2 separate regions of the Homo sapiens genome follow, and region 2 is linked to region 1. Evidence: read pairs that join two places in POLR2A ChIA-PET (ENCODE). Cell type or tissue: OCI-LY7. All regions are shown on one strand. Each heading gives the region's core, and the rest is flanking DNA. Links, peaks and the distances in the headings are about the cores only.

The links. ChIA-PET counts read pairs that join two places held together with the same protein. Peaks named below come from ENCODE experiments on the same cell type or tissue, not always from the same donor. Only the 100,000 strongest peaks of a DNase experiment are listed, where the experiment ranks them.
Region 2: POLR2A ChIA-PET joins it to region 1 with 10 read pairs; 2 of 35 experiments call an interaction of 5 or more read pairs at or near these places.

Annotation. Positions count from the first base shown.
Region 1 is chr3:58,511,338-58,514,255 of GRCh38, reverse strand. The region is part of intron 13 of ACOX2 (acyl-CoA oxidase 2); the gene reads left to right. It also overlaps the pseudogene RPL27P9. Among named protein-coding and RNA genes, the nearest start is that of KCTD6, 21 kb to the right of the region's middle. In OCI-LY7, for the core only: no CTCF peak of the experiment used is centred there; no DNase peak of the experiment used is centred there.
Region 2 is chr3:58,265,469-58,268,386 of GRCh38, reverse strand. ABHD6 (abhydrolase domain containing 6, acylglycerol lipase) reads right to left here. Exons shown (of 10, transcript NM_001320126.2): 4 at 1,042-1,198. Among named protein-coding and RNA genes, the nearest start is that of ABHD6, 29 kb to the right of the region's middle. In OCI-LY7, for the core only: no CTCF peak of the experiment used is centred there; DNase peaks (open chromatin) are centred at 1,596 and 1,996.

The DNA.
Region 1 (2,918 bases), core at 180-2,679:
TTGTCCAGGCTGCTCTTGAACTCCTGGGCTCAAGGGATCCTCCTACCTTAGCCTCCCAAAGTGCTGGGATTACATGCATGAGCTAACACACCTAGCCTCTGTGAGTAATTTTAAGACTTTCCTTGACTCTGCCCTGGCAGAAGGGTAAATAGAGGATCTGTGGACTAGGGAGCATCAGGTATAGTTGATAATAAGGCTACCCTTCAGAAAACACAGGGTTCTTTATAGGCCAAATACTGACACCTCCCTCCCCCAGACCTTTTTTCCCACTGGTTCCTAAAAAACTGGCAGCCAGACTAGTACCCTGCAAGAAGATGGTAAGATGATCCTTCTCTGGAGAATCTGACCAGCCCAAGGAGAAGGAGCTAAAGACACTGACATCAGAGTCCCCCAATGGTCCACCCAATTCACTCCATAGTGAACCCCATACTAGCAAGCATAGCCACAAGTTTGTAATCAGCTAGTTAAGGCTTTGCTTTTAGCTATGATCAGACACTCAGGGATCACCAAACACCTGAAGAATGCCCCTAACATAAAAGATGGAGACCAAAACAAGCAAGAACAAGGCAATTCAGAGGACATAAGAGAATCCACAGGGAGAAGAAAACTTAAAAAAAAAAAACAGTGATATCTCAGAGTTAAGAGACGGTATTGCAACCACAAAATAAAAACCTGAATGCCATTATTTAAAACTAATATTCAGAGAACCTAAAAAAAGAGCTCCTTGAAGTTAAAAAATGATAATGGAAATGAAAAACTCAATGTAAGGACTGGAAGATAAAGTTGCAGAAATCTCACAGCAAGAAAGCAAAAAGACAAAAAAAAGGAGGACTTTTAAAAAGTAAGAGGACCAATCTTAGCTGTTCATCATCTGAAGAACAGGTCTAGAAAGAAGACAGAGAAAACAGAAGGAAGCGAATCATTAATAAAATAATTCAAGAAAACATTCCTCAAATGAAGGATACGAGTTTCAGATGAAAAAGGGTCACAGATGCCTACAGACTAGAGGAGAGGAGACAGGCACACACATGCACAAAATAAGTCACACTGTATACCATGTGAAATGGTAATACCTACCATGAAAGAAAGGATAGCAGGAAGTGGAGGAAAGAATGCTGGGGGTCAGTAGGGAGGAGGGGGAGCTACAATTTTAAGTAGGCCAGAGAAGGCCTCCCTGGGAGGGTGACATTTAAGGAAAGACCTGAGGAGAAGGTAGGGAGAAGCTGTTGTGGCTGCTAGGGAAAGAGCATTACAGGCAGAACATAAGTACAGTCATGCATCACTTAATGACTGGAGGATCCGTTCTGAGAAATGTGTCTTCAGGTGAGTCTGTCATCATGTGAACATCACAGAGTGTACTTACACAAGCCTAAATGGTATAGCCTATTGCTCGTACAGTCACACCTGCAAAGCATGTTGCTGTTCTGAATACTGCAGCCAATTCTAACATCAATCACTAAGCAATAGGAATTTTTCAGCTCTATCATAATGTCATGGGACCGCCATCATATACATGGTCCATCATTGACCAAAACATCATTATGCAGTGCATGACAGTACAAATGTTGGAGACCAGAGTGTGCTTGGCATATCCATCCAGAGAACACAGAAGAGGCCACAGGGGCAGGAATGGCATGACTGCGGTGGAAAATGACGGCAGAGGGCAGAGAGTTAAGGGAGTACAGTAGGGGGTGGGAAGAGACGGTAAGGTAGATCATTGCAAAGACTTAAGAGAATGCGAGGGTTTTGAGCATGGGATAGAATGGGAGGGTTTTGAGCATTGGATAGACACAACCTAAAAGAATCTGATGTGTATTTTTAAAGGCTTGCTCCAGCTGCCATATTAAGAACTAAGAGTGAAAAGCAGGGAGATCAGCTGGATCGCTAATGCAATCATCCAAGTGAGTGATGATAGTGGATTGGAGCAGTGACAGTGCTGGAGGTGGTGGGAATGGTTGAAGTTTGAATATATCTTGAAGGCAGAACAGGATTTGCTGACAGATTAGATGTATGGTGAGAAAGAAGAGAAGAATCAAGGTTTTTGGTCAGAAGGGCAGAGCTGCCATTTACTATAAATGCGGAAGACTACAGGAGGCCCAGGTTTGGGCAGGGTGGACGGGAAGGAGTTTGGGTTCAGATACATTACTTTTGAAGAGCCTATCAGAAATCCAAGTACAGATGTTGGTAAGCAGGGGACACTGGAGGGATAAGTTTGGAAGTCATTGGCGTATGGTTGATATTTAAAGCCTTGAGAAGAACATCACAAGGAGTGCATGAAGAGAAGAGGTCCAAGTACTCAGTCTTGAGACCCTCGCAAGATAATAAGGAAGTAACCGTGGCAAGAGCTATTTCTGTGGAGTGGTGGGAGTAAAAACATGAACAGATCCAGTTCAGGAGAGAATGTGAAAATTGGAAATCATAAGCATAAACACACATAACACTTTCAGGGAGTTTTGTCCTAAACGGGAGCCAAGGTGATGGAGAAGGAAATAGAGTCAAAAGCTTGTGTTTAAGATGGGAGAAATGATTGTCTGTTTGTATACTGATGGAAATGATCCAGTAGAGAGGGGATTTTTTTTTCTTGTACCTTTCTTTGAACTTGATCTTGGCCTCCCATCACGCCTTGTGTTTAAGAGCAAGGTCTTTGAGGAGATCCTTGTTGATGACAGTTTGTCCAAGAGGATATCTACAGAGTACCTTGTGGGCATGAGGTGATTGCAGTTATAAGCTTTTGCAAAAGACTTGATCCTTGACCTCTTGGAGATCTTCTTGCCTATGGCAGCTGTCACTTTGTGAGGATAGCAGTCAATTCCAGCTACCAAAGCATGACTGTAAGAATGGACTGAGGTGCCATCATCAATGTCCTTCATGATAATGGCTTTGCGTCCAGAGTAGCATCCAGCCAGGACCAGCACCAC
Region 2 (2,918 bases), core at 244-2,743, 250 kb after region 1:
AAATGGCAAAGGAAAAGAAAAAAGCAGACGTAGAAGAGGGAGTGGGAAGGAAAGGAAAAGAAGGAATGAAGGAAGAATATGGAGGGGAAGGAAGAGAAGAAACTTGGGAGTACAAAAAAAATGACTTTTCAAAGCCCAACTCTGATCTCACAGCAGTTCTGAGATGCAGCTGTGTCAGAAGCCTCCCCAAAGAAATATCCATGAGGTAAAAAGATTTCTAAGCCATACGTTTTATATATAATATTCAACTCAATAATTTTTTTCTGACAAAAGAATGAGTAACATATTGCATTAGTTTGTTTGTTTGTTTTGAGACAGGGTCTCACTCCTGTTGCTCAGGCTGGAGTGTGGTATAGCACGATCTTGGTTCACTGCAGCCTTGACTTCCCAGGCTCAGGTGATTCTCCCATCTCAGCCTCCAAAGTAGCTGGGACTACAGGTGCATGCCACCATGCCTGGCTAATTTTTTTGTAGAGACGGAGTCTCCCTATGTTGCCCAGGCTGGTCTCAAACTCCTGGGCTCAAGTGATCTGCCTGCCTTGGCCTCCCCAAAGTGCTGGGATTACAGGTATGAGCCACTGTGCCAGGCCACACTGCATTAGTTCTAATATGACTTGAACCACCACAGTTCTGAGTTCCCTTTGCTTTCTACCATTGTTGATGACATCATGTCCTAGTGGAAACCCTTTTCTTCTTCTTCCTTTTTTTATTTTTATTTTTTTTGAGACAGAGTCTTATTCTGTTGCCCAGGCTAAGTGCAGTGGCATGATCATTGCTCACTGAAGACTTGACCCCCCAGGCTCAAGCAATCTTCCCACCTCAGTCTCCTGAGTAGCCAGGACTACAGGCATGCACCACCACACCTGGCTAATTTTTTAATTTTTTGTAGAGACAGGGTTTCTTTATGTTGTCCAGGCTGGTTTTGAACTCCTGGACTCAAGCAATCCTCCTGCCTCAGGCTCCCAAAGTGCTGGGATTATAGGCATGAGCCACAGCACCCAACTCCCTTTTCTTATAAGAGAGAAGAATCGAGAATTGCACCTTGACCACACTGAGCCACATATCCTTGTGGGCAGAGAATCCGTGGAGCATGAGGATGGAGGGTTTGTGCCCAGGCCTGCCCCGGAAGGAATAACAGAACTGATAGTCTTCATGGTGAACATAGCGGACTTGCATGCCCAATGTCCTCCGCCAGTACCTGGAAGGGGTGAGAAATAAAGACAAAACGAAATCAGTAAGCTCTAGATGAGTGGCTTCAAGATGGGCACAGGTCCTCTCTATAAGTCTTCCTTAGTGATAACACAAACACTTCTCCAGCCCTTGTCCTCCATCAGTCTCTAGAGTCCTCCTGAGCTTTACCCTCAAGGAACACAAAGCCAAACCATTCCAGAGAACACCTTAAATGAACTATTTTGGTATATATTTTACTAATCACTCTAGGAAGGGAAATGCGGTGTTTTCTTAAGAAGTATGCCACACATGATAACCTTTTGATAATATGTCTTTCTAGAGACTTTGAGAGTGATAACTTATTTCTTGAGAACCATCTGCACTGGTCCTCTGGCTTTGTTCCTCATAACATATGGCAGCTGGTTGAAAGCTCAGCTTCTGCTGGTTACATAAGACTTGGCAGTGCTGGACTTTGGCCCAAAATCAATTTCAATATGAAATTACCATCTAAACAAATTGAACTCTCTGCATGGTGAATCCCTCCAAGATGAGAGATAATTAATTCAATCAGAGGTGCACTTTGTAAGATACTTCACACTAAAGAAGTAGCCAAGTCTTGCAAAAGCAAATAACCTAAACTGACTGGTCTTAACTCTTTGTGTAAAATAAGCAGAGAGGGAGAGAAGATATATATTCATTTACTTTTATCCGCATACAAAAAATGTGAGAGCATACATAAGGTTTTTTTTTTTGTTGTTTGTTTGGTCAGGTTTTTTTTTTTTTTAGATACAGTCTCGCTCTGTCACCCACGCTGGGGCAATTTCCGCTCACTGCAACCTCCACCTCCCGGGTTCAAGCAATTCTTGTGCCTCAGCCTGTATCTAGGGTTACAGGTGCACACCACCATGCCTGCCTAATTTTTGTATTTTTAGTAGAGACAGGGTTTCGCCATGTTGGCCAGGCCAGTCTCAAACTCCTGGCCTCAAGTGATCCATCCACGTTGGCCTCCCAAAGTGCTTGGGTTACAGACGTCCAGCTGGTTAAACCGCACCTGGTTGGTTTCTTTTGAAACTTTTTTAATGACTGCATTGCCTACTCAAAACGTAAAGAACATAATAGCATTGGCTAGCTTAAAAGCTCTTCTTACAGCAAGGCAAGCGTATTTCAAAATTCTAAATCATAACACGACTTTGTTCATCCATTCACATCCCAGCTCATTCACTTACTGACTTTGAATGTCCCCTCCAAAACTCATGTTGAAATTTAATTGCCATTGTGAAGTGGGACTGTTAAGAGGTAATTAGGCCCTGACAGTTTTGCCTTCATAAATAGATTAATGCTATTATTGAGGGAGTAGATTCCTGATAAAAGTGAGTCTGGTCCCCTCTTGCTTCTGGCTCACTCTTATAGTCTCTTGTCCTTCTACCTTCCACCACGGGATGACACAGCAGGAAGGCCCTTGCCAGATATTGGTGCCATTCTCTTGGGCTTCCCAACCTCCAGAACAATAAGCCAAACAAATTTCTTTTCTTTATAAATTATCTAGTCTGTGGCATTCTGCTGTAGCAACACAAAATGGAATAAGACACTAACTATATAATCTTATAATATGAGGAAATGCTGCATTCCACTAAGAATATGGCAAAGATTAAATGATGAGGTAATCCATGTACAAAGTTTTGTTCAATGCCCAGCAAATGGTAAGTATTCAGTACATGATAGTTATTAGTATTATGTAAAGATGATTT